5 separate regions of the Homo sapiens genome follow, and regions 2, 3, 4 and 5 are each linked to region 1. A link is a loop called in an ENCODE intact Hi-C map of the cell type or tissue named here. Cell type or tissue: endothelial cell of umbilical vein. All regions are shown on one strand. Region 1 overlaps OTUD4 (OTU deubiquitinase 4). Region 2 overlaps SMAD1 (SMAD family member 1). Region 3 overlaps SMAD1 (SMAD family member 1). Region 4 has its middle 53 kb from the start of OTUD4. Region 5 has its middle 37 kb from the start of OTUD4.

What was found. Hi-C counts contacts between places; a loop is a spot of excess contacts. Peaks named below come from ENCODE experiments on the same cell type or tissue, not always from the same donor. Only the 100,000 strongest peaks of a DNase experiment are listed, where the experiment ranks them.
Region 2: a loop joins it to region 1, with 3 times the contacts of the local background. A loop is called at or near these places in 20 of 110 quality-filtered maps.
Region 3: a loop joins it to region 1, with 10 times the contacts of the local background. A loop is called at or near these places in 21 of 110 quality-filtered maps.
Region 4: a loop joins it to region 1, with 9 times the contacts of the local background. A loop is called at or near these places in 6 of 110 quality-filtered maps.
Region 5: it touches region 1 in a loop (7-fold over the local background); 8 of 110 quality-filtered maps call a loop at or near these places.

The regions. Positions count from the first base shown.
Region 1 is chr4:145,152,882-145,157,881 of GRCh38, reverse strand. It overlaps OTUD4 (OTU deubiquitinase 4), which reads left to right. Exons shown (of 21, transcript NM_001366057.1): 8 at 1,886-1,946; 9 at 2,196-2,313; 10 at 2,407-2,471. Among named protein-coding and RNA genes, the nearest start is that of OTUD4, 25 kb to the left of the region's middle. In endothelial cell of umbilical vein, a CTCF peak has its summit at 3,100 (motif pointing left); DNase peaks (open chromatin) are centred at 2,221, 3,101, 4,191 and 4,431; H3K27ac peaks cover 3,054 bases.
Region 2 is chr4:145,542,939-145,547,938 of GRCh38, reverse strand. SMAD1 (SMAD family member 1) reads right to left here. Exons shown (of 7, transcript NM_005900.3): 5 at 1,015-1,236. Among named protein-coding and RNA genes, the nearest start is that of SMAD1-AS1, 28 kb to the right of the region's middle. In endothelial cell of umbilical vein, no CTCF peak of the experiment used is centred here; DNase peaks (open chromatin) are centred at 1,128, 1,918 and 2,628; H3K27ac peaks cover 3,540 bases.
Region 3 is chr4:145,555,490-145,560,489 of GRCh38, reverse strand. It overlaps SMAD1 (SMAD family member 1), which reads right to left. Exons shown (of 7, transcript NM_005900.3): 7 at 1,314-2,699. The coding sequence ends at 2,556. Among named protein-coding and RNA genes, the nearest start is that of SMAD1-AS1, 41 kb to the right of the region's middle. In endothelial cell of umbilical vein, a CTCF peak has its summit at 2,651 (motif pointing right); a DNase peak (open chromatin) is centred at 2,649.
Region 4 is chr4:145,231,271-145,236,270 of GRCh38, reverse strand. No RefSeq gene overlaps it. Among named protein-coding and RNA genes, the nearest start is that of OTUD4, 53 kb to the right of the region's middle. RefSeq lists a silencer at 1,905-2,004. In endothelial cell of umbilical vein, a CTCF peak has its summit at 1,989 (motif pointing left); DNase peaks (open chromatin) are centred at 1,950 and 3,750.
Region 5 is chr4:145,214,842-145,219,841 of GRCh38, reverse strand. No RefSeq gene overlaps it. Among named protein-coding and RNA genes, the nearest start is that of OTUD4, 37 kb to the right of the region's middle. RefSeq lists an enhancer at 1,240-1,329. In endothelial cell of umbilical vein, a CTCF peak has its summit at 3,110; a DNase peak (open chromatin) is centred at 3,091.

The DNA of each region.
Region 1 (5,000 bases):
TATGGCAGTTGGCAGGTGAAGTATAGAGTAGGGGCTAGTAAGCTGGAGAAGTTTACCAGAGAAGGTAGAGCAGGTGTGTAAGAAGATGTGTTCACTATTGTGTTTTTCTTTTTATACTGCACTGTTGTTGTCCTTGGAATGTGGATTACCTTTCTATTGCATTATTAAAATTTCTTTTTTTTTTTTTTTTTTTTTTTGAGACGGAGTTTTGCTCTTGTTGCCCAGGCTGGAGTGCAATCGTGTGATCTTGGCTCACTGCAACCTCCGCCTCGCGGGTTCAAGCGATTTTCCTGCCTCAGCCTCCCGAGTAGCTAGGATTACAGGCATGTGCCACCACGCCTGGCTAATTTTGTATTTTTAGTAGAGATGGGGTTTATATTGGTCAGGCTGGTCTCGAACTCCTGAACTCAGGCGATCCACCCGCCTCGGCCTCCCAAAGTGTTGGGATTACAGGCGTGAGCCTCTGCGGCCTTTTTTGTAAGACCATCAGATCTTGTGAGAACTCACTATCATGAGAACAGCATGGGGGAAACCACCCACATGATTCAATTATCTCCACCTGGTCTTGCCCTTGATACTTGGGGAGTATTACAATTCAAGATGAGATTTTGGGTGGGGACACAAGGCTAAACTATATCAGCCTACATCTCAACACTCATTTTTTGCCTACTTATTTTTTTTTCTTTATAGCAGTTATCAGCATTTAACATACTTATTACTTATTTAGTTTTTATCTGTTGTCACCAGATTGTACATTTCATGTAGGCGGAGTTTTTGTTCTCTTAAATGCTAGACCCTAGCACCTAATAATACAGTCATCCCTTGGTGTTTACCAGGAGATTTGGGACTCTTGAGTATACCACAATCTGCACATATTCAAGTCCTACCACGGGCCCTGTGAATCTGTTTATATGAAAAGCTGGCCCTCTGTATACTTGGGTGTCACATCCCGAGAATACTGTATTTTTGATCTGCTTTTGGTTGAAACAAAAAACCTGTGTGTAAGTGGACCTGCACAGTTCAAACCTATGTTGTTCAAGGGTCAGCTGTGTACACTGCATGGCACATAGTAGACAATCAAGTTATTTATTGAGTATATGAATGTGTAGGTGTGTATGTGACAGTGAATTTAAAGGGCTAATGATGGTGCTTTCATTGTGCTGAACATTATTTGACGTAGAGTATTTTTTTTTTTTTTGAGACGGAGTTTCGCTCTTGCTGCCCAGGCTGGAGTGCAGTGGTGTGATCACAGCTCACTGCAACCTCCGCCTCCCGGGTTCAAGCGATTCTCCTGCCTCAGCCTCCCGAGTAGCTAGGATTACAGCCATGTGCCACTACGCCCAGCTAATTTTGTATTTTTAGTAGAGATGGGGTTTCTCCATGTTGGTCAGGCTGGTCTTGAACTCTCAAACTCAGGTGATCTGCCTGCCTGTGCCTCCCAAAGTCCTGGGATTACAGGCGTGAGCCACCATGGCCGGCTGATGTAGAGTATTTTTAATAAAAGGGTTGTCGAATCTGCCTATGGATACTTTTGTTGTAAATGGATTGTGTTTTTAAACGGGGCCTCATGTGTATATTAAAAGGAAGTTTTTACATTCTTTTGTAAATTCAATTATTCTACCCACCCAAATTTCACAGTTTATGTTTTCTTATTACTGAGCCAGTTAGAATTACTGTTGTCTTTGACTTCTGTCTTATATACACACATTTACATACATATACCCTTTTATATATAGATATACTTGTACCAAAACTTGTATGAGCTCACTGGAATATAGCTCTTTTTGGAGCATAGTTCTGACTTTGAAGACGTTTAGATGAGGTTAGAAGGTAATTACGTGCAAATACCTTTTTCTGCCCCAATTATGGTTATCTTTCTTTGTAGGAGTAAGACTGCTGCTGCTGCTGCTGATGTGAATGGATTTAAACCTTTGTCAGGCAATGAGGTATTTTTTTTAAAAGTGGTTTTAAATGTAGTTCTTTAATATAAGAAAGCATGTACATTAAAATCTTAATTTTTTTCTTTTTTCTGGTACATTTCAGTCAAGTCAGGATCATCTACTCAGAAATTGATTTGGTGGCTTCCTAATTTTTTGAAGTTTCTTTTCTTCATTTGACTTTAGTTTTACGTGTATCTCAAACAAAAATGTTTTAAAAGCACTTATGTGTTGATTGGACTTCCTGACTTTGTTTAGCAGCTGAAGAACAATGGGAACTCTACTAGCCTGCCTTTGTCTAGAAAGGTTCTTAAGTCACTCAATCCTGCAGTCTATAGAAATGTGGAATATGAAATTTGGCTGAAGTCTAAACAAGGTGAGTTAAAAATCTGCATTTTCCATAAATTTGCTTTGTAGCACTTGAAAATAAGTCAACTTTATATTATACTGACCTTTTTTTTTTTAACAGCTCAGCAAAAACGTGATTATTCCATTGCTGCTGGCTTACAATATGAAGTTGGAGACAAATGTCAAGTAAGTGACTTATGTAAAAGAAGAAGAGATTTTACTTGAAACTTTGCTTTTTCTAATACAAACAGAGAAAACAGCTGAGGTGTGAATGTGTTGTTAATTTGGGATTTCAGAATATATTTATCATGTATATACATTTTAATAGTTTACAAGTATTTAGCTTTTTGACTCATTTGAATACGTTGCTAAAATTGTATGTATCTAAAACCGTGGCATCCCATCACATGATCTTTAAAAACAATTCAGCCTTTGGTATTACTTGGTTCAAAGAAGTAATGATAACATTTCAGATATTGAGGTATTTTTGTTAAAATGGACTGAAATTGATTCAAAATTGACTTTATAGGTCATTTAGTTTTGTTTATGAAAATCATCTTGGGAGATGTTGATACGTACACAATATTTACTGTTGGACTGAGGAAAGAAAGTGAGCCACAGAGGAGTTTTTGCCAATTAATTTGAATAAGCAGCTGCCCTGGATTTGAGTAGCTGATTGTTAAAGGAAAAAGTTGGATTAAAATCAGTGTTTCTTAAACTAGTGGTTAACCCTCACTCTGCCCCCCGCCCCCCACCACCACCATTGAACATTCAGCAGTGTCTGGAGACATTTTTTATTCTCACAACTGGGAGGGTGCTACTGACATCTAGTGGGTAGAGGCCAAAGCTGTGGCCAAACATTCTACAATGGACAGGACAGCCTCCCTCATCTCCCTCTAACAAAAAATACCTAGTCCAAAGTGTCAGTAATGCTTAGGCAGAAGAAACCCTAGGTAAGATAATTTACAAGGTCTCTTTTCTTGTTTTTTGTTCTTCATTTGTGGAAAAATACTGCTATTTCAAAAACAAAAACAAAACCCCCACATACACAAAAAATGTTATATGGAAGTTAATTCTCATCAGAAATTATTTCCATCAAAAAGTGTTGCCTTTTAAAAAAACTACTTTAAAACAGCCACTGGCAAACATTTCTTTTTGACTTATGGAGGAAACACTCATTTACTTTATGATAAATTGGTTTATGTGAAGTCATCTGATTAGCCAGGATTTTATTTTAAGAACCTTCAATAGTTCTGGTTCTGGGGTATTTAAAGGTGAGGGAGAAGAGAACATGATTCATTCAGGTACTGCCTTATGGGATTGTCATAAATCTGCTCTAATTGTAGAAGGGAATTGTGGAAGTTTTTACTACATTGATTGGGAAAACTTGAAAGAGAACAAATGAGATTAAATCCAGGGTTTAAAGGTCTCTCTCCCCACCCTTCTCAAAAGAGAAGATGGCTTATGCTGTATCACTAAAGTCGTGTTACTTATTTTAAGTCAAGCATATTTCCTTTGAGGTTGAAACTGCTTTTGGTAAAGTAGGTGCTTTTGATAAAGTAGATGGTAAAGCACATGCTTTCATTTTTTTCCTATTGAGAGTATTTTATTTCTATCTGTACTACTTGACCATTCTTTTGGATAACATCTCATTAAAATTTTAAGAAACTGAGATGACTCTAAGGTGATTTGTTTACTCAAGTGTGTAAGATGTAGTTTAAACTTTTGATAACTAAGTTCAGAAAAGAATTTTTTTATTGTGAAACTTTTGAAGGAAAAATGTCTTTATTGTCATTGATGAAGAATGAAATACCAGCTTGAGGACTTTGATTTACTGCTAAAAGTGGGAGGTTGCTTAAAGCATTGTCCTGTATGTTGTACTTGGCAGGTGCACAATTTCAGTGTGGGCAGTTTATAGGAAGAAAACTTAGGCTTATTTACTCTTTTATCATGGATTTACAACTGCGTAATATTAATTGTATGCTAGAGAACAGTTAATGGATCTATTTTTAGGGATAAAAATCACAGTTGCACATTTTTAATATAGGAAAAATGGGAAGATAATAATTGTAATAATAGTTGCTCTCACTTGTAGAGTGGTTGCTGTGTGCAAGTTGGTATTCTTTATGTGTATCCTGTGCACCCTCATTCCATCTCCATGAGTTCTGTGACGTAGGTACTATTATTAGCTCCATTTTGCATTATGAGGAAACTGAAGGGAGAGAAAAATAACTTGCCCAAGGTCATATTGCTGGCAAGTGGAAGAGCCAGACCTGGAAGCCTGGGGTATGTGGGGCCACAGCCCTGCCTTCAGAACCAGGACCTGCTGCCTGTTTTGTTTAGAGCCTTAACATATTGTGCTCCTACTTTTTGAACAATTTAGAAAATAAGTGTTAGAAAAAAATTTAGAAGGACAAAGAAGAAAAGGTTTTCTTTCTTTTAGGTAGGAGATATGGAGGTCTGGGAGGTTAAGGAGATGGATTTGATTGTAGACCTATTTGAACTTATTTTGTTTTTACTGATAAACTTTATTTTCTGTTTAATTAAAGACTAAATTTTAAAAGCTGGGTGTGGTGGCTCACGCCTGTAATCCCAGCACTTCGGGAGGCCTAGGCGGGTGGATCACTTGAGGTCAGGAGTTTGAGACCAGGCTGGCCAACACGGTGAAACCCTGTCTCTACTAAAAATACAAAAAAAAGAAAAAAAAAAAAAGCC
Region 2 (5,000 bases), 390 kb before region 1:
TGCTACTGGGTATGTATGCTTCTGGGCCCTTTCAGCAGGCAGATCAGAAACTATACGCAAGTAAAAACGCATATACATACCCATGCATACACACATACGTAATACATGAGAACATAAACATGCATACATACATACACATATGTATTACTAAAATCAGAATTTTGCACTGATACTTCTATTCTCCTTCACAGGGTTTACTTTTTGCTCCCCTCCGCATTTATATGTCTGTTTTCCACAGTGGAAACCCAAGCTCCCAACAATATCCACACATTTAGTCATTTGCTTCATCTTTACATATGAAAGTTTCAGAATGGTTTCACTCATACTGCTATGAAATAATCAAGTTTACTAAAAAGAGTTCGGGATTTATTTGAAATCCTACCCCTACTCTATCTACTCCACTCAGCCTAGGCTGAGGATATATAGTCACTTACTATATTCATAACTTACTAGGCTTGTTTTTTGGTCTTTATTTTTTCTTATTATAAATATATCCATGCCTGATTTTTTGTTCTTTTGAAGGTGCTGTCTTATATGGACAGTTGTTCAATTTGGTGTCCCTGTGGGGGTACAATCACTGCAGGGTTCTATCGTGCCACCTTGCACGATGTTTGTGCTAAAATCTAGTTCTTTCTTTTCTATTTACTGAGTTATGGTATTCATTTGAAATACAATTAAGCAATTAACTGTAATTTGCTTTTAATTTTAGGTTGTGATTCATTTTATAACAGCCAATTTATTCTGCAGCAAAATATCATACAGAATAGTGTCTTAAAATGGCAAATCATAATTTCAACTAATTAATTTCAATATTATGAGTTGATCGACCACAAAAATCACTGACTGCAAGAGCTTCCAGATAGCAGAAACTGGAAAAATATTTACAAACTGCAGCAAGTGAACATTACCTGGTCTTTGCTACAACAGTTTGTTACAGGAATGATTTTAAGTCAGCTCTGGAGGAACAGGGACACAACAGATAAACATCTGAAAGAGGTTAAAGCAAAAACTCACCTTTTCCAATATGCCGCCTGGTGTTTTCAATAGTGGAATTCCGGTTAACATTGGAGAGCAGCCCAAGGCAGAAACGGTTCTTATTGTTGGAAGGATCAGTGAAACCATCCACCAACACACTTGTGGAGGAGGCATGGAACGCTTCACCCACACGATTGTTGAGCTCATAGTAGACAATAGAGCACCAGTGTTTTGGTTCCTCATAAGCAACCGCCTGAACATCTAGAGGAAAGAAAATGTTATATCAACCAAGGTTAGTGCCTCAGGCTCTCAAAAACTGAAACCGTGTTGTTGAATTGGCTCAGGATCATGGAATGAAGACACTGGAAAAGCAATTGCTATTATAATGTATACAGTTTTTCTATGATGTTTAAAGCAGGTACTTCTTAATATGACACTCTCCTTATTCTCCTAATTGGAGAAAATTGGAGAACAATTTTCTCCAATTACTATCAGATAACCAAAACACCAGCTAAGGAAGCACAGCAAAAACTTTTGCTGAATATTAACAATATGCTAATTGCTCTGTAATATGCAGAAATGGAAATCACCCCTACCACAGACTTTGGCTCACCATCTAAAGAAACACAAGTGACAAGTGAAAAAATAAGTGGGAAGAGAACAATAGAAGACTGAAAATATGCCAAAGGTACTGGCATAAAAATGAATTACTTTTGGCAAAGACTAAGTATGCCTATGCTTATTCAAAGCCATGAAAATCAGTTTCTAATTATTGATAAGAAGTTACTTTACCTCATATTAAGTTGCCAATAACTATCACAGCTACAGTGTTGCTCCAGTTCTCAAACTCAGGAAGAAATCTTGCCAGCTGGCCATTCTTACAGAATGAATCATATCTTTCTCATCCAGATTTCATGCTAACTTCCTTATATTTGCTTTAAGTCATGCAGAGCAGGTGTGTTTTGTCTCTCCATTCCCAGAATGGGCCAACAATGGAAATTACCCAACTTTACTGACAGGATGCAGCTTGTTAAGTCAAATCTCTTAAGACTAACAAATCTCCAAACAGAACATGGTTCTAAACATTTGCAACTAAAAGGTTTTAAAGATGAATTCCTTCTGTAGTAAAACCTCTTGTACCACTCCTTTAGAGATTCCAGGAATACAAACCATATATTTCCAGCATACCAATATATAATGATCTGAGGTTTATGAAGTCTTGGGTGTACAATAATAAAAGGAGGAAAAGAAAGAAAGTCCACATCAGAAGCCCAGACTACAACTGCTAAGGGAGAAGCACCTCTGTGTTCTTAACATCAAATTCCACAAATACTAAAATGCACTTTACTTTAGAATTTGGTAAAAAACAAAACAACAATAACAAACACACACACACACACACACAAAAAAAAAACAAGGAAAATACTCATGAAAAAACCCACACATAAGTTAGTCGCTTTACATATGTAAGTAGTTAGCTAAAAACATACACTATCTTCCCTGCTTGCTAAGCAACTCTACCACATCAATTTGCTATAATTCAAAGAGCAAAACTTTAGTGATTTACAAGTGCCAAATCTTAAAGCAGACTGCAACATTATTAGCAGAAGGCTTTTATCAGCTATCAGGATACTTCAAAATACTATTCATCTAGGTCAGAGGTTGATGAATTTTTTCTGTGAAAGGCCAGCAAGATTTTATGGGCTGTATAATCTTTATCACAACTATCCAATTCTGCCCTTGTAACACAGAAGCAGTCATAGACAATATGTAATGAATGAATACAGCTGTGGTCCAATAATGCTTTATTTACAAAAACAGATAGCAGGCTGAATTGGCCTGTGGGCTGTAGTTTGTTCACCCCTGCTCTAGGAAAATCACCAAAGGTTAAAAACAAGTTAAAAAAAAAGCGGGGGGAAGAAAAAAAATGGCCAACATTCCTTCCTCGTGAAAATATTAACTGACTATAAACTATAAAGGAAAAAAAAATTAAAGCTATTTAAATGAAAAAAATCTTAAAGCAATTTAAAGATCTGTTTCCTGAAATCAGACATTTTGGGTTTAGTAATAATAGTTACTGGGTCCACATGCTCCTAATAGTGTGGTACTGTGCCTATTCTCTCCTGGTATCCTGGTCCCCAAATATAAATTCCACAGATGTGTGAGATAGGGGTTATTTCCCCCAACCAGAGTGTTCATTGACTCAGAATTATGTTTGATAAGATGTTCAAGAGATAATCAGGAACCATAAAATACAGAGGCAATAAAAAAGATTTAAAAAATCATAATGATTAAAGTGGTGTACATTCCAATTTATGACACTGCACATCCAAGAAAGGTCCTTTGAGTTTATCACCAATTTTTTTTTTCTTTTTTTTTTTTGAGACTGAGTTTTGCTCTTGTTGCCCAGGCTGGAGTGCAATGGTGTGATCTCAGTTCACTGCAACCTCTGCCTCCTGGGTTCAAGTGATTCTCCTGCCTCAGCCTCCCAAGTAGCTCGGACAACAGGGGCCCGCCACCACACCCAGCTAATTTTTGCATCTGCAGTAGAGACAGGGTTTCACCATGTTAGGCAGGCTGGTCTTGAACTCCTGACCTCAGGTGATCCACCTGCCTCGGCCTCCCAAAGTGCTAGGGATTACAGGCGTGAGCCACCGCGCCCAGCCTTCATCACCAGTTTTTAAATCGATGTTTAAAGCAGTTTTAGGTTCACAGCAAAACTGAGTATAAGACAGAGTGATTTTCCATATGCCCCCCACCCCCACACCTTCCTAGCCTCCCTCATTATTAATATCCCCCACCAGAGTGGCACATTTGTTTTAACTGATGAACCGACATTCATCCTACAGACCTACAACCAAAGTCTACGGTTTGCGTCAGGGTTCACTTATGGTGTACATCCTATGGGTTTGGATAAATGTATAATGACATGCAGTTACCACTGTATAATGTGTCATAGAGACAAAATCAATTTTAAGTACTTAAAAATATAAGCAACTCCTATTTTAATAAGTATCTCCTATTTTAATAAAAAAGCACTAAAATGAAACAAGACATACCTAGTAACCAAACTGTACTTTAACTTCAATTTGCATAAACATTATATAAATTGCATGACCCATGCCATGTGTTGAGTGCAGCAGCAAAGCACTTTCTTTCATGAGAGGTTATTTAGGAGCAGTTTTATTTGCCAGGGTGGCTGTGGATTCTAACAGATTTCTCAGAGAGTCTACCGAACTTATTTACCTGAGTTCTCTGCTCACTTAAGTCTATCCTACTTGCCTATGTAGAGCTGGAAGAATGATGGCATCCTCCACTCGGTCACTGCTAAGGATATATACAGCGCTGGAATCAAAGACCCACCCTTTACTAAAGGGGGAAAGAAATTTTTCATTTCTGCTTGCAAGTTCTTCAGGCTGAGAAGGGGAAAAACTTGTGCCTCAATTCCTTTTAGTAACAAAGTTAGAAACAAATAGCAAGAAATTCTATTAGTTTGTTCCAGTTGTAGTTGCACATACATAAGAGCTGAAAAACAGACGGGGTTTATGTGTATCTATCCTAATTACAGAAGAAAGCCTTTGGACAGCCCAGTTATACCAACTTCCAACTTTGGAAATCACCAGTGAAAACTCTACTTCAGTACTGTTATACTTATTGTTTCTAAATACCATTTTGTTCATTTAAAAATACTCTTTTTGGCTGGGTACAGTGGCTCACGCCTGTAATCCCAGCACTTTGGGAGGCCAAGGTGGGCGGATCACCTGAGGTCAGGAATTCGTGACCAGCCTGGCCAACATGGTGAAACCCTGTCTCTACTAAAAATACAAAAATTAGTCGGGCGTGATGGTGTGCACCTGTAATCCCAGCTACTCAGGAGGCTGAGGCAGGAGAATCACTTGAACCTGGGAGGTGGAGGTTGCAGTGAACCAAGATCGTGCTCCAGCCTGGGTGACCAGAGCAAAACTCCGTCTCAAAAAAAAACAAAAAAAAAATTTTCATCATCAGTTAAAAATTATTAAGTATTA
Region 3 (5,000 bases), 400 kb before region 1:
CTGATGACAATGGTCTTCCTAAGATTTCACCAAAAATACATAGAGTTGCACTTAACCATGAGGGACCTACTTATGCACCATGTTGCAAACTCCACAGGTCCCCAACCAGGAGATTTCAATTTACTGGATGATCCTGGTGTTTTATCTGATAGAACTTCAAGCTGGCTACCAGCATTGCTACACCCAACTAACAACTTGCCTAACTGTCCCACCAGGCAACCATGGGAACTCAAAATTGGCTTTTCACTAGGAAAAGGATGAGGAATCCTAGCCTGCATTATCTCTTTACTTCACTGTTAAGCTTAATAATTTTAATATCAACTTTTATTATATCTCACCAGTCACTATTATCTAGATTGACTGAGCTTGAAATGACTTAGGTAAGTGGAAAATAGAGCGTATGGGAGAGTTCAAGTGATCCCCATACTTGCATGGCAGATGCATTTTTAAGGCATCTTCACCTCAATTTTGTGACAAGGCACAACTATATTATTTCCACTTGACAAATGAAGAAACAGAGATTCACAGAAGTTAAGTGACCCAGCAAAGATGTGCATGAATTTGTGTTATAATGTAGGACCTCTGTCTGGGGCGTTCTCTAATTATATCATGATGTTTTTTGGACACAAAAAGCAGCAGTAGAAATTTTTCCTTGGTCATAGTTTAGGGAATAAATGTATTTTGGGGGTGAAAAAGCAAGGCATTCTTTTCTTTAAAACTAGGTTTAAAAAGGGATGGTCCTTAAATTTCAGGTCTCATAAACACACTCCAGGAAAGACACATAAAAATGTAAAGGAGAAAGAATAGCATCTATTGGGCCAAGAAATAATCTAAGTGTCCTTCAATCTGTGTCCCTCATTGGTAAACTTTTTTGTGGGGGAATGGGTAGTGTTGGGATCATCCCAGCCTTAAGTAGACTGCAAAGGTAGTCATCTTCTCCTGCTGCAGTGTGAGTTCTCATCCCTCCCCCTTTATTACCTCCTCCCACAGTCACGCTTGTATCTTCATCTGAAGTTTAGAAATTGCTGCTTTGGTTGACTGCATGGTACTAACCAAAAAGTGCTGCTGCTGTAATTTCTAAAATTAAAAAGTTTATACACTTAGATTTTGGTAGTTTTTCTCAATTTTTCAAGGTGTACATGTCCTTTGTTTTGATTTAAATTGGCTCCGGTCTCTTCATGCTGCTGTGTTCGAGTCTCTGTATTAGTAATTTCATTCATGTTTGGTGGAGGATATTTGAGAAAAAAATTCTCAGAAGAGTAGCAAACTTTACTGATCCTAAAATCTAGTAGGTGAATAAAGGAAATGACAAATTTTTAATCAAAGTAAGCAATAATGACAGGTTTATTGAAAATTTCCAGTAGAGAAAACCCACTAGTTTTGGAATAAAAGTACTCAATGTACGAGAGCATAAGTGAATACAAAAGATTAACAGAAGGAAAATAAAACCAAACATAGTACAAAAAAATTTAAAAAGTTTGAAATGAATTCAAACTGGGATGTTCTTTAAATCCTCCAAATATTTAACAGAGTTACTAAGTTTGGCAAAAAATTCACTTGAAAATTAAAGCCTATTTCTGTACTGTAAACTCCGTAAAAACTGCTTATTAAATTCAAGCACTCCATATAACTGGTATTGAAACATGTAGGCAATTTCAGAATAGCAGGAATTATTCATTTGCTCTCACAGTTACATGAATTAACCAGCTGCAGAACTGCTTTTTGAAGAGTATGAGAAAAAAGAATGCCGAGAGAGAAAAAAATGATAAAAATCTCTAAAAAATGGAAACACAGCAAAATTCAGGTATCAGTTTGTTTCTTTAAAGCAACAAACTGAATTTTTACAGTATAGTCTACATTTGCAGTTGTCATTTCCCTCTTCCCCCCACCCACCTCAAATACTCCTAAATTCACTAGTCTAATCAATTCTTAACTTCCAAATACTCTGTACATACATATTTAGCAAAAAGCATATGCCTAGCATTATTCTGACAGCAAGTATGGTCAGCATACAATTTTAGAAAGATTATTATGTATATCATCAAGATTAACCTTTACTTAAACGAACAAAACCATCGCTAAACAAATAGTTTTAAAATATTATGAAAACCCATGAAAAGAAGACTCAACATGGGCTCTAAACCTGATAAAACACGTTTCAGAACAACTATTAATGCTAAACTTCTGCCCAACGATGACCTTAAAGTGCCAAACACCAAAGAATCTCTTAGGACCGTTTTCTAATAGACAATTTGTCCCTGGCTTGGCCATCTCTCCTTTAACTGTACACAAAGTCCTGCTAAAAGTCTGAATTTTAGTTGATTTTACAATAGAATGTTACAATGTAAACTAAACAGGTTCTTGATATCAACAGTATGTTACCAAGGTGTGTGTGTTTTTTTTTTTTTTTGTTTAAATTTCTGAATCCAACAGTTGGTCACAGAGGTCAAGTATTATCAAGGCTCCTTTGTCAGTTCTCAATCGTGTCTGACTCATCCATCCTTCAAGTACATGCAAGGCTCAATAGTTTTCCAGAGGCAGATGCCTGGGGCCATTTAAGATACAGATGAAATAGGATTATGAGGTGAACCCATTTGAGTAAGAACTTTATCCAGCCACTGGAGGGGGCCGTGCAGATGTATCTCAATCCAGCAGGGGGTGCTAGTAACATCCTGGCGGTGGTATTCTGCTCCCCAGCCCTAGGAAAAACATACTGGAGGTCATTTAACTTGTTTAACTCAGTGGTTAAACTTATTAAGTAAGAAGAGTTCACATAACCAAAGACTCTGATTAAAGCTATGCATCTTTCCTCCCTGACCCCCCCGCCCCTGGGGAGAAAAAAACACACATGCACAAACGCACGCATAATTTCGCAGGCAATTTCAAGGGATGGATGTTAGCTCCCCAGGGTCCATCCATGGATTCCAATAAGAATTGCTGGTCTTGAGGAATGAAGGTTTTAAAATACATTATAAAGTTATCTTAATAAAGACACTTTAAAACTTTTAATTGCCCATTACTGATAGTAATGTAATAGCTATTATTAAATTCTCATTTTATCATCAAGAAAATAAAACAAAAAAGCTATGCTAGACAGAATGACATTCAATTTCTTCCCTATTCAGCCACTGAAGGTCCCCCTATCAACACACAGCTCTTGATCTTTCAATCTCTGAGCAAAACGGGCAGGAGTACATTCAAGTATCCAAAAAGCTATTATTGACACCTAGCCATTGCCATGAATCAATACATTCTATCATTCATTTGTACAAGAAGGTAGCTTGGCAGAATTAGTGCATTAAGACAATACAGTTCCATAGAATAAAGTCACTATGAAAAAGAGAAAAGTAACTGCTACTGCAAAGATCAAAAACTCATTGGTGAGGGTGGACAATGAATGTGAAGTTCTGATTAATCCTTTAATCACTGTTTCATGAGGAATATCAGAGAAGGTTGGGTTCTATTTATTTCTGCTATCTATCTACTCCCGTAGTTTTAAGAAATACATCTGGGGCCAGGCGCGGTGGCTCACACCTGTAATCCCAGCACTTTGGGAGGCCGAGATGGACAGATCACCTGAGGTCGGGAGTTCGAAACCAGCCTGGCCAAAATGGTGAAACCCCGTCTCTACTAAAACGAGGTGTGGTGGTGTATCCCTGTAATCCCTGCTACTTGGGAGGCTCAGGCATGAGAATCACTTGAATCCAGGAGGCGGAAGTTGTTGTGAGTCAAGATCACGCCACTGCACTCTGGCGTCGGTGACAGAGAGAGACTCTGTCTCAGGCAGGTGATCACTTGGGGTCAGGAGTTTGAGATCAGCCTGGACAACATGGCAAAACTCTGTCTCTACTAAAAATATAGAAATTAGCTGGGTGCGGTGGCCACACGCCTGTAATCCCAGCATGCTTGGGAGGCTGAGGCAGGAGAATTGCTTGAAGCTGGGAGGCAGAGGTTGCAGTGAGCCGAGATCACACCATTGCACTCCAGCCTGGGCGACAGAGCGAGACTGTCTTAAGAAAAAAGAAAAAAAAGAAGAAAAAAGAAAATATATCTGAACATCAGAACTTGTATGAACTACATCTATGTAGATATATATATATCTACATAGATGTATGTACACTCATGCATTTGTAAATATAAACAAACTCCTAAAATTAATTTACAGGCTTATGTGCAGGTTTCCTCCATCAGATAGCAAGATCTTTGAAGGCAGGAATTTATCTTTACCTCCAATATACAGCATAATGACAGAAAGCAGAAGCTCTATAAATATGTGTTCAGCTGAGCTGACTTGGAATTTTCAGACATAGAATTTAAAGTACAAATAATTTATAAAATGTGTTTTATGTTAATATCCAAAAATGATCATTTTAAAAACAGCACAAGATTGGCTATTGTTAGTAAAATGTTCTAATTTCTTTAAAATGTTGAATGGGAGAGGACAAAGTATGCAGTCCTTATAATAAAGAACAGTTTTGTAAAAACAGTGTGCAAATTTTTTGTTGCTAACATATGATAAACAACTTTTCTTTAACATTCAGCAGGATTTTTAAATAATATTTACCTTCAGCTCTCCAAATCCAACTTCCAGGCTAAGTTCATTATATCTTGTATAACTCTCCATTCTAGTGCTTATCAGATTATAATTAAAGATATACTAGGGCATAAGGATCTTGATGATAAGAGACTTTAGGTGCTTTTTCATCTTTGTATTACTTCTCTGAAATAGTGCTAAAATATCTGCTGAATGAATGAAATCTAATAAATTTTGAATGCATAACTTTGCATTATAAATACCTTTTATTAGTGTAAAGGTTGTTTTTACTTGTGTAAAAGTAAATTATTAAAACTCTACAAAAGTAAAATAATTAAAATTGATTGGGTAAACAATAAGAAATGAGTTTGAGCAGAAAGCTAATTGGAACATTAAAGTAATAAATTCTCTTAGAGTGGTCCTTCAATAACAGACTCACTGAGGGACCTCAGTAATAATTACCACA
Region 4 (5,000 bases), 78 kb before region 1:
ATATATTGATGTTATGGCAGAAACTACTAGGTACTTACCAAATATTCTTTTTCCTCTTCCCCCTTAGAACTTCACATTTAGGCAGGGAGCAGTGGCTCACACCTGTAATCGCAACACTTTGGGATGCCGAGGTGGGAGGATCACGAGATCAAGAGATTGAGACCATCCTGGCCAACATGGTGAAACCCCATCTCAACTAAAAATACAAAAATCAGCTGGATGTGGTGGTGCGTGCCTGTAGTCCCAGACTTGAGAATATAAGCCACGTGCTAAGATGATGGAACAGAAAGTCAGAAGCAGCCTGAGTTTCTGATGACCTTGTGAATATGCCATATCAGCTGTGGATGGCCTCCTTCTGACTCCTAATATGGAAGAGAATGAACTATTTTGTGTCAAAGCTGCTGTAATTGGATCTTTGTTATCAGCAGTTGAGCAAAATTTCTTAGGGAACAGATGATATTTAAAGTCATGGAACTGGATGAGATCACTTGGGAAGTGAATGGAGGTAGAGGAGAGTAGAGGACCATGCCAGAGCCTATGGAATTCTAGCATGCTAATGTTCAGGAAGAGGAAGAGGATACAGAAAGAGATCAGCCATGAAGGATCAACTAAGTAACAGGACAACCAGCCTCTGTGGTGTCTTGGAAGCAAGTGAAGAAAATGTTTGCCAAATGCTGCCCATAGGCCAAATTAGAGGAGAACTGAGAAGCGGCCATTGGATTTAGCAACATGGAGGTCACTGGTTACCCTGACGAGAGCAAGTTCAGGGGCAGGTGGGGAAAAGCCTGATTTGAATAAGAAGAAGACAGAAAGTATAAGCAACTTTTTCAAGTAATTTTTGCTGCAGAGGAGGGCAGAGACACAGGGCAGTAGCTGGAGAAGTAGGCTCAAAAGAAGTTGTATTGGCTGGGCATGGTGGCTCACACCTGTAATCCAGCAGTTTGAGAGGCCGAGGTGGACAGATCACTTGAGGTCAAGAGTTCGAGACCAGGTCAACATGGCAAAACCTTGTCTTTGCTAAAAATACAAAAATTAGCTGGGCATGATGGCACGCACCTGTAGTCCCAGCTGCTTAGGAGGCTAAGGCAGGAGAATTGCTTGAACCCAGGAGGCAAAGATTGCAGTGAGCCAAGGTCACACCACTACACTCTAGTCTGGGCAACAGAGTGACACTCTGTCTCAAAAAAAAAAAAAAAAAAAAGAGTCATATTTGTTTAAGATTAGAAAAACAATAGTATATTTGATGCTTGTAGGAATGATCTAATTTAATAATGCACAAATGAGAAGGTAGAATTGGTGGTGTGATATCTTTGTTTAAGTCAAGTTGCTCCCTGAGTTTCACTCAAATAATCACTTTATTATGTTTCCATAACTACCACATAGCTAACTTTTCCTGGTTCTTTTTCATTTGTGTAATTTTTTTAAAAATCAATGCAATGAGTTAAAATGGCATAAATATAGAAAAGAATTTTAAAGAGAATGCTTGATTCTAAAAAACAATTAAATATATTCTAATTTAATCTTATTTATATTACATCATTTAGATTCTAAGTGCTTCAAATACTTAGATTCTAAGTGCTTCAAATTTCTAAGTGCTTCAAATATCTCCAATTTATTAGGAGAAAGTATAGATTGAAGAAAAAAAGAACAAAAAAGTACAGTAATTTTGTTTTTTATACATTTGTATCTAAGGATAAGAACTTTAATCTACAATGTATGAGGCATGATGTGGGGGTTATCTTTCCTGTCCATCCAGGAATTTATAACAAAAACAAATACATACGATTTTAAAATAACATTACTTGCTTCAAAAAGTGTTTAAAGTGTTAGTCAATATTAAATCAGGACAGACATGAATACAATGTGAATGTTGAGCCTTAGTGTTTATAATGTTCTATAGAAACTGGAACTGTATAAAGACCAGAGGGTGGATTCTTTAACATGATACCTATAGGCTCTCCAGGAAGGAACTATGGTGACCCCTGCTGGGAGGATGAAGCTCTCCATATAGGGCCAGGCTTAGAGTAAATGAGAAGGTCACAAATTAGAAAACTTAAGAACATGAGGATTTAACATGAGGAAGGAAAAAGAATACCAGAAAAAGTGATCATGCATGAACAGGCTGAAGTAGCTGGTCTTCAGTAAAAATCAGAGCAAGGGCAGGATGAAGAGTCATAGCATGAAAAGAAAGAACTGTAACAGACGATACACAGGATGTGTAAATTAAAATGGAGCTTTGGGTTCCAGACCCCTTTTAAAGGGGATCTTTGAATGCTGTAAGTGTTCCCAAACCCCACATAGGTCAAAACTCCCTGCTAGGAGAAGGCAATATTCTCTCAGATGTGCAAGTGGTCAATCTTCATACACAAAAACTCTTGAGAGATTCATCACAATTTCAGAGAAACATTGGGATTTTAAAAAAAGTCTGGAGAGAGAGGAGGAAATGGCAAAGGGAAAGATGAGTTTTTTCCAGGGGCCGTCAGTGTCCCTTTGCACCACAGTTTAGAAATTGCTGCTCCAAGTTATTTTAATTATTTCCTGTCTCACTTCAGACAATTATACTTAATAGATGAAGGTAAAAGTGAAGAGATAGATTAGTATCAGAAGATTAAAGCCTTATTGATAGATGAAGTTGTTAGCCCTTGGTTTATAAGCCAGAGAACTAATGGATGACTTCTAGAGGATCCACAAACCTGGGGAAAAATATACTTTTTTTGTACGTCTTCCCCAATATTTAAAACTATATTTTGGGGAGAAAAACTTTTTGTATAACATTTTATGAAAGCATTGTTTCATAATAAATAAGTAAAAAGCAGTATGCAAAATTACAGTTTGGTACATTATTGGTGTCATTGGCCTGTTATAATATTTACCAGGCCATTCTTTGACATGAATTGAAAATGAAACATGATTATGAACATCTGTTTATACCTTAATATCAGTTTAGGCTAGGATATATCACCAAAAAAAAAGAATCCCTCTTTTTTTTTTTTGAGACCGAGTCTCGCTCTGTCGCCCAGGCTGGAGTGCAGTGGCGCAATCTCAGCTCACTGCACCCGCCTCCAGGTTCAAGCGATTCTCCTGCCTCAGGCTCCCCAGTAGCTGGGACTACAGGCGCCCACCACCACGCCTGGATAATTTTTTTTTATTTTTAGTAGAGATGGGGTTTCACCGTGTTAGTTAGGATGGTCTCAATCTCCTGACCTCATGATCACCCGCCTTGGCCTCTCAAAGTGCTGGGATTACAGGCATGAGCTACCGTGCCCAGCAAAAATCTCGCTTTTTTTTTTTTTTTTTTTTTTTTTTTCTTGAGACGGAGCCTCACTCTGTCGCCCAGGTTGGAGTGCAGTGGCACAATCTCGGCTCACTGCAAGCTCCGCCTTCCGGGTTCACGCCATTCTTCTGCCTCAGCCTCCCAAGTAGCTGGGACTACAGGCGCCTGCCACCATGCCCGGCTAATTTTTTGTATTTTTAGTAGAGACGGGGTTTCACCGTGTTAGCCAGGATGGTCTCGATCTCCTTACCTCGTGATCCGTCTGCCTCGGCCTCCCAAAGTGCTGGGATTACAGGCGTGAGTCACCGCGCCTGGCCAAGAATCTCTCTTTATCTCTGTCTGCCCCCTTGGATTTTGCTTGCATTGTTGAACATATTACCTATGGAAGCAGGAACCGAACAAAGCTGAAGTGATCCCTTACATCCTGAAAATACACTGCACAGTCTGCCTCTTTTGCCTTAGTAAAAGGGTCAATTGGAAAGCATTAAAAACTTGGATTTTCTCCAACACAAAGATGTATTGTCTTGAGTCATCCTGCAAGATCGCTTGCTGCACGACTAAATAAAAGACCTTGCTGAAGCAAAATGTCCTGGAAATGGTTATTCTGATTTGTAATTTGAAGGAAAATTTAAAAAGTAAAACAATGCTTCTGTCAAATCTTCTCATCCATTCCAGAATCACTAAAATCTATTCCAATATTTTGAAGCAGATCATGAAGGAATCGCTATTTCTCTTCATCGTGAAAGTATTGACATCTGTTGGCAGAGCCAGGTCCAGTTCCCATGTTATCTGCACAAGAACAGCATCAAATGAGGATTTCTATTTTGGGAGCACTTTTAGAAAGTTCAAAGGCCTCCTATGGTGTTGAAATTGTAAAAACTTTATTGGCCAAACAAAATTTCCACTCAAAGAAACATTGATACTATGCATGCTTGGAGAACTAGCAATGAGATTCATTCCATTCTAGATTGTCTTGCATTAGTGTCAAAGGTAAATCCCAAATAAAATTTTGCTTGCAACCACAAAGTCATCAACCTATTTAGCTTCAGAGCCTTGCATTTCTGTCTTTTCAAGAAGTTTTCTTAGAAAAGCAGATTATGAAGTTTTCTTTTGCTATATGGAAATTCATCAGCTGTCTGGAAGTTAAGTCTAATAGAACTTAATTGAACTTGGGGTAAGTAACTCTTTGATAACTTCTACTTAGTCTTAAGATTGCAGATTAAACAATGTTTTCTTATTGGTTAAGTCTCCATTATTTTTTCTCACAGAACAATATACCTTTTCTCCACAGCAACTTTACATGTGTGTTTATGACTATTTGATTAATATCTGTCTTCCCCATTAGACTGAAGGCTCAATGAGGCCAGGCACTGATTCTATTTTAGCTGATCATTGTATCTCTGGCACACAGCACAATGCTGAGCACATAGTGGGTGCTCAGTAAATACTTAGAAATATATGAATGAATGAACAGAAGAACGAACAGCAAGGAAGAGATTTTTTCATAGTCTTCCAGATATATGTGGCCATTTGAACAACTAAAAAATGCAGATGCCCCTATTATAAGGTTTTATCTGAATTAAGCTAATTCCTATAATAATCCTATCAAATAGGTACTGTTTTACTCACTGATGAAGAAACAGGCAAGTCACTTGCTTAAATTACCATGGTTAGCAAGGGGGTGGAGCAAAGCTTTTAACCTTGGTAGTCTAAATTTGGAGCCCAT
Region 5 (5,000 bases), 62 kb before region 1:
AGGGTTTTCATGAAGAGTAAATGTGGTAATTCATATAATACACTCAACAAATGTTAGTTCCCGCTTGTTCTTCATAAGCATATTTTTCTAGTCCAGTAAATAATCTTCTATATAAATCATAGAATGACAAGTGGGATAGTTTCTGGGAACCTTAGAGGGTCTGATGAGGCCTCCCTGGGAATCTTAGAGGGTCCGACGAGGCCTCAAATTTGAGATAGGTGGCATAAGGGCCCACACATTCAAAGAGAGAAATTAGACACATTCCTTTCAAGGTAGCCACACTGGTCCAGCAACCAGTGCCCACCAAAAGCCTAGCAATTCATTTGATAGCAGATTTCTTTCATGGAATCTGAAGGGTAGAGAATCACTGCAGATACACAGACCCAAGGTACAACCAGATCACAATGCAGTGTACAGTAAGAGTTCTTACAGAAACGTGACACGTGTCCCCTGAAATTTGGGAGCACAGAAGCTGGTGCCTGGATGAGCCTGAACACAGGAGGATGTCTTGAGCTGCCAGCAACATCAGGGCCAGCATGCAAAACAGCAGAGGGCCCACAGTCTTACATAGCTGTAAATATTCTGAGTTCCAATTGAACTAGTAACTTCTCATAGCAAAATAGGAATTGCTTTCATGAACCAAAGACAAACATATATATATACCTACAAAATGGAAAAGGAGTTTAAGGTTTTATTATACTTTTCATATTGATGAAACATTGTTTATGTAATTCAAACATATATGGATAAAAATATGTTAAACATGTTACTGCTATCAAACCATGAATCCTTAAGTGGCTGTAGCTGGAGGCAGAAATATTTGAATATGTTATTCAATTCTTTGGAATAAAATTGTGCTCATTTCAGCAGCATATATACTAAACACTGGAATAAAATTATATTTGAAGGTGGGGTACTTACTTCCCTTTATTATAAATAGTATTTGTTCTGTATACAAGTATAGGTAAATAAAACCACAGAGAGTAATATCATTGAACTAATAAACTATTAGTTTAGTTGAATCACATACTTTCTATGATCAAAAGCTATTATCTTTTCCCAAAACAGTTAAATACTTCTAGTGCCTTGGGATAGACTGTTACATAAATCAGCCAAAGATAGCCTCTGTATATTAGCCTCAAAGTTGGTTGTTTCTCCACTGCAGGCTGAGACCCATTAGCTCAAAAGCCCACTGACACCAAACTTAAATTTTTACACATCCAGTTATTTTAAAAATAGCCTGACCAAGAAAAGTTTAGCTGCTTAGAGCCTGTCTGCTTTGCATACCCCGCAAAATCTCACCCAGCAGCTGTTACCTATTCATAAGACAGGGCCGTGTAGTTATAAGGCCTCAAGCCAAGCTGGGCTCTCTGACCCAGAGACTCTATGTAAGCTTCCTCTCCAATCTCTCTCTCCCTTGTCCTCCTCCCTCACCAGTAAGGCTGTGAGGGACTTCTCCTCTCATGCAACCCTGGCCAAGCACCAACAAACTTGTCACTGCCTCTCTTGTGGACATCCTGTTCCTTGATCAGCCCCATATCCCTCGACCCCCTACATAGACTAATTACAAATTCAGTGAAAAATTATAAGATGCTGCTGATTATGGTTAAGATATAACTATAGAAAAGAAAAAATTTGTGAACTGCATCTAAAATTCATTAATTGTAATCTGAGACTATTAAGAAAAGTTGTGAAATTTTATATGGATTCAAAAGATGTCAATCTGGGATAGGCAAAGAAATATGTCTCAAACTTAAAAAAATTCTTCCTATTTCCACATGCATTCAATAGGAATGGACCATCATCTTGATTCTCTCATTTACTAGTTGTGGGAATTTAAACAAGTTTTTCTTTTTGAAGAAAACTCTCTCTGAACTTCCAGTTCTGTTCCAATAAAATGGAATTAGTCGTGCTTATTTGCAATGTTATTGTGGGTTACTGTGAATATTATTTGAGATAACAAGTGTAAGTCACCTGCCACATAATGGGTTTTCAAAGTTCGTTAGCTCTCTACCCTAGACATGATAACAACACGTTTTCTTGAAAAGAAAAACTATCACTAACATATATAGGAAGTATTTCATTGATCTTTACAAACAGTATTTTCAGGAGTAATTTATTAAAGAAAAAGCTAACATTCAAAAGGCAGAGATGGCTCAAGTCACTCGCCTGTGAATAAGGCTATTCTTACTGTTCCCTGTCCTTGCCTTAAAAGAAGTTTTTATAAAACAAGTGAGTTGAAGAGTTTCCTTCCTGCTTTCAGCACTACTGTGGTTTCATTTGGAAGACAATGTGGTCTAGTGGGAAGACAGAACAAGGATCTTGGAGCCAGCTGATTCCAACACAGTGTAGAGGAGGCTAGCCACAAAGTCACCAACCTGAGACCCCAGGCAAATCCCTTGACCCCCCAAGCCCCAGTCAAACCCATGACAACCAAGTAAAATGTGCTAAAATCTGACTCTCTTTTCCTGAAAGGAAGGCATCTTTTAAAGGAACCAAAGTGCCTTGAGAATTTTTTTAATAGTGTCTTTCAGAAACATGAATTCTGAATGAAGTAGCAAAAAAGTGATAATATGAATGATAATATGTATGATTCCAAATACCGGAATCCATACAGATGGCAATTTCTCCACATCCTTTATTGCTAAATATTTGGCTTAAGCTTCCATTATGCCAACCATGGTAAATGCTGATGTCTGAAGTGTTGATTCAGAAAAATAGGTATAAGGGATTTCTTACATACATGAAAGAACTCCCTTTCAATCCAAACTTTTACAAAATTTGGGCCAAACAATAGTCTCCATTTTGCTTAGAACCTCACATTGAACTTCAGAACATTTTTAAGATTTTTGTTCTAAAAGTATCTAATCCAAGGCAAAGAACTGGAGAATATTTGTTGTAGAAAAAAAAAGGAAGACATCATTTAGTCAACATGTAGTTGCATAATGAAAGAGGTCTCAGGATGCCTAGCTTCTATATTAATTTATATTTCATTCTAGACCTCAAATAACATTTGGATCAGCTTTTAAATCCATCAAGCTGTCAAAACATACATACACACATCCAATAAGCAAAAATCTCTGTAACACATGCCCAAGGATCTAATGCCACCTAAAGGCAACTGTAGCTAATTGCAAAAACAAAACAAAACAAAAAAAGGATATATGACAAGATATTAAAACTTTTCTCCCTGGATATAAACATAAATGATATGTTCTTAGCTTAATACATTCCTATGTTGCTTACAGACAATACCTACTAAAGTGAGTGACAAATTTAGCATAATCAATTTTAAAATACAAATAGCTACTCAGGGGCAAAATCTGTGTGTTTGTGTGTGTATGTGTTCAGTATTACAATAAATCAAATAAATACAATTAAAACTAGGGTAGAGTCTTTTTAAAATTCAATGCTGAATAGCCAAAAGGTGAAAGCAACCCCAGTCTCCATTGAAAGATGAATGGAAAAACAAAATGTGCTATATACATACAATGAAATATTATTCAACCCTAAAAAGGAAGGAAATTCTGACAGATGCCATAACGTGGATAAACCTTGAAGGCAATTAATTAAATAAACCCATCACAAAAGGAGAGATGTGATTCCACCCATATGAGGTACCTAGAGTAGTTAAATTCATACAGACAGAAAGTAGAAGGGTGTTGCCTGTGGTCGTGGGGAGAAGAGAAAGTTAGTGTTTCATGTGGACAGAGTTTCAGTTTAGGAAGAGGAAAAAGTTCTGGAGATGCATGGTGATGATGGTTGCACAACAATGTGAATACACTTAATGTCACAGAACTGTACACTTAAAAATGGCTAAAATGGTAAACATTATGTTACCATATGTTTATGGTATATTTTACCACAATAAAAAAATTCAGTGCTGATATGAGAAGGATGAGATGCACTAACATATTGCTAATAGAAGTAAAAAGTGATGCAACCTTTCTGCAAAATGTGACAATTATGGAGCAAGAAAATTTTAAATGCTTATATCATTTGATTAATTAATTCTATACCTAGGACTCTAGCCAAAATATATATATAACAGAGATACATTCAAAGAATTATGTCCTAGGATGATCATCAAAGTCTTATTTATAACAGAAAAAAATAGGCCGGGTGTGGTGGCTCCCGCCTGTAATCCCAGCACTTTGGGAGGTAGAGATGGGTGGATCATGAGGTTAGGAGTTCAAGACCAGCCTGGCCAAGATGGTGGAACCCCATCTCTACTTAAAATACAAAAAAAAAAAAAAATTAGCAAGGTGTGGTGGCGGGTGCCTGTAATCCCAGCTACTCAGGAGGCTGAGACAGGAGAATTGCTTGAACCCGGGAGGCAGAGATTGCAGTGAGCCAAGATCGTGCCATTGCACTCCAGCCTGGAGGACAGAGCGAGACTCTGCCTCAAAAAAAAAAAAAAAACAGAAAAATAGAAAACAATCTACAAATTTTGTAACAGGAGACTATAAAACTAAATTGTAGAAAAGCCATATGGAATTGTTACAATTACAACCATATTTATAAAGAATAGTTAATGACATGCAGCATTAAATGGAAAAAGGAGATTTTTGTGTATTTTATCAATATTCTCTAAGTATTTCTCATGGCTAATTGGAATAAGTGTGTACATATATTTAACAATTTGTAACGTGAGGAAAGAGTTGAATTAACTTGCTCTTTGAAATATATCAGGAGGTTATTTTACTAAACTAAAGCCTCAGAACAACCCATGATCACATTATACTAATAGCCAAAACTATATTCTGTTTTAATTTAATGAGAAATCTGTTGAGAATGTTTAAGAATTTTTAAGGGTTATATTGAGATATAATTATCTTTTATTTTACAAAAAAAAATTGAATTTATTCAAAATTCACATCATATCTACCACTGTAAGAATCCATTGTGAGTGGAAATGTAATAGGCCCTTAACAGATTAAATACAATTTATTTAAAACCATCAACTCTCTCCAGCTACGCTTAGACTTCATTTGAACTTA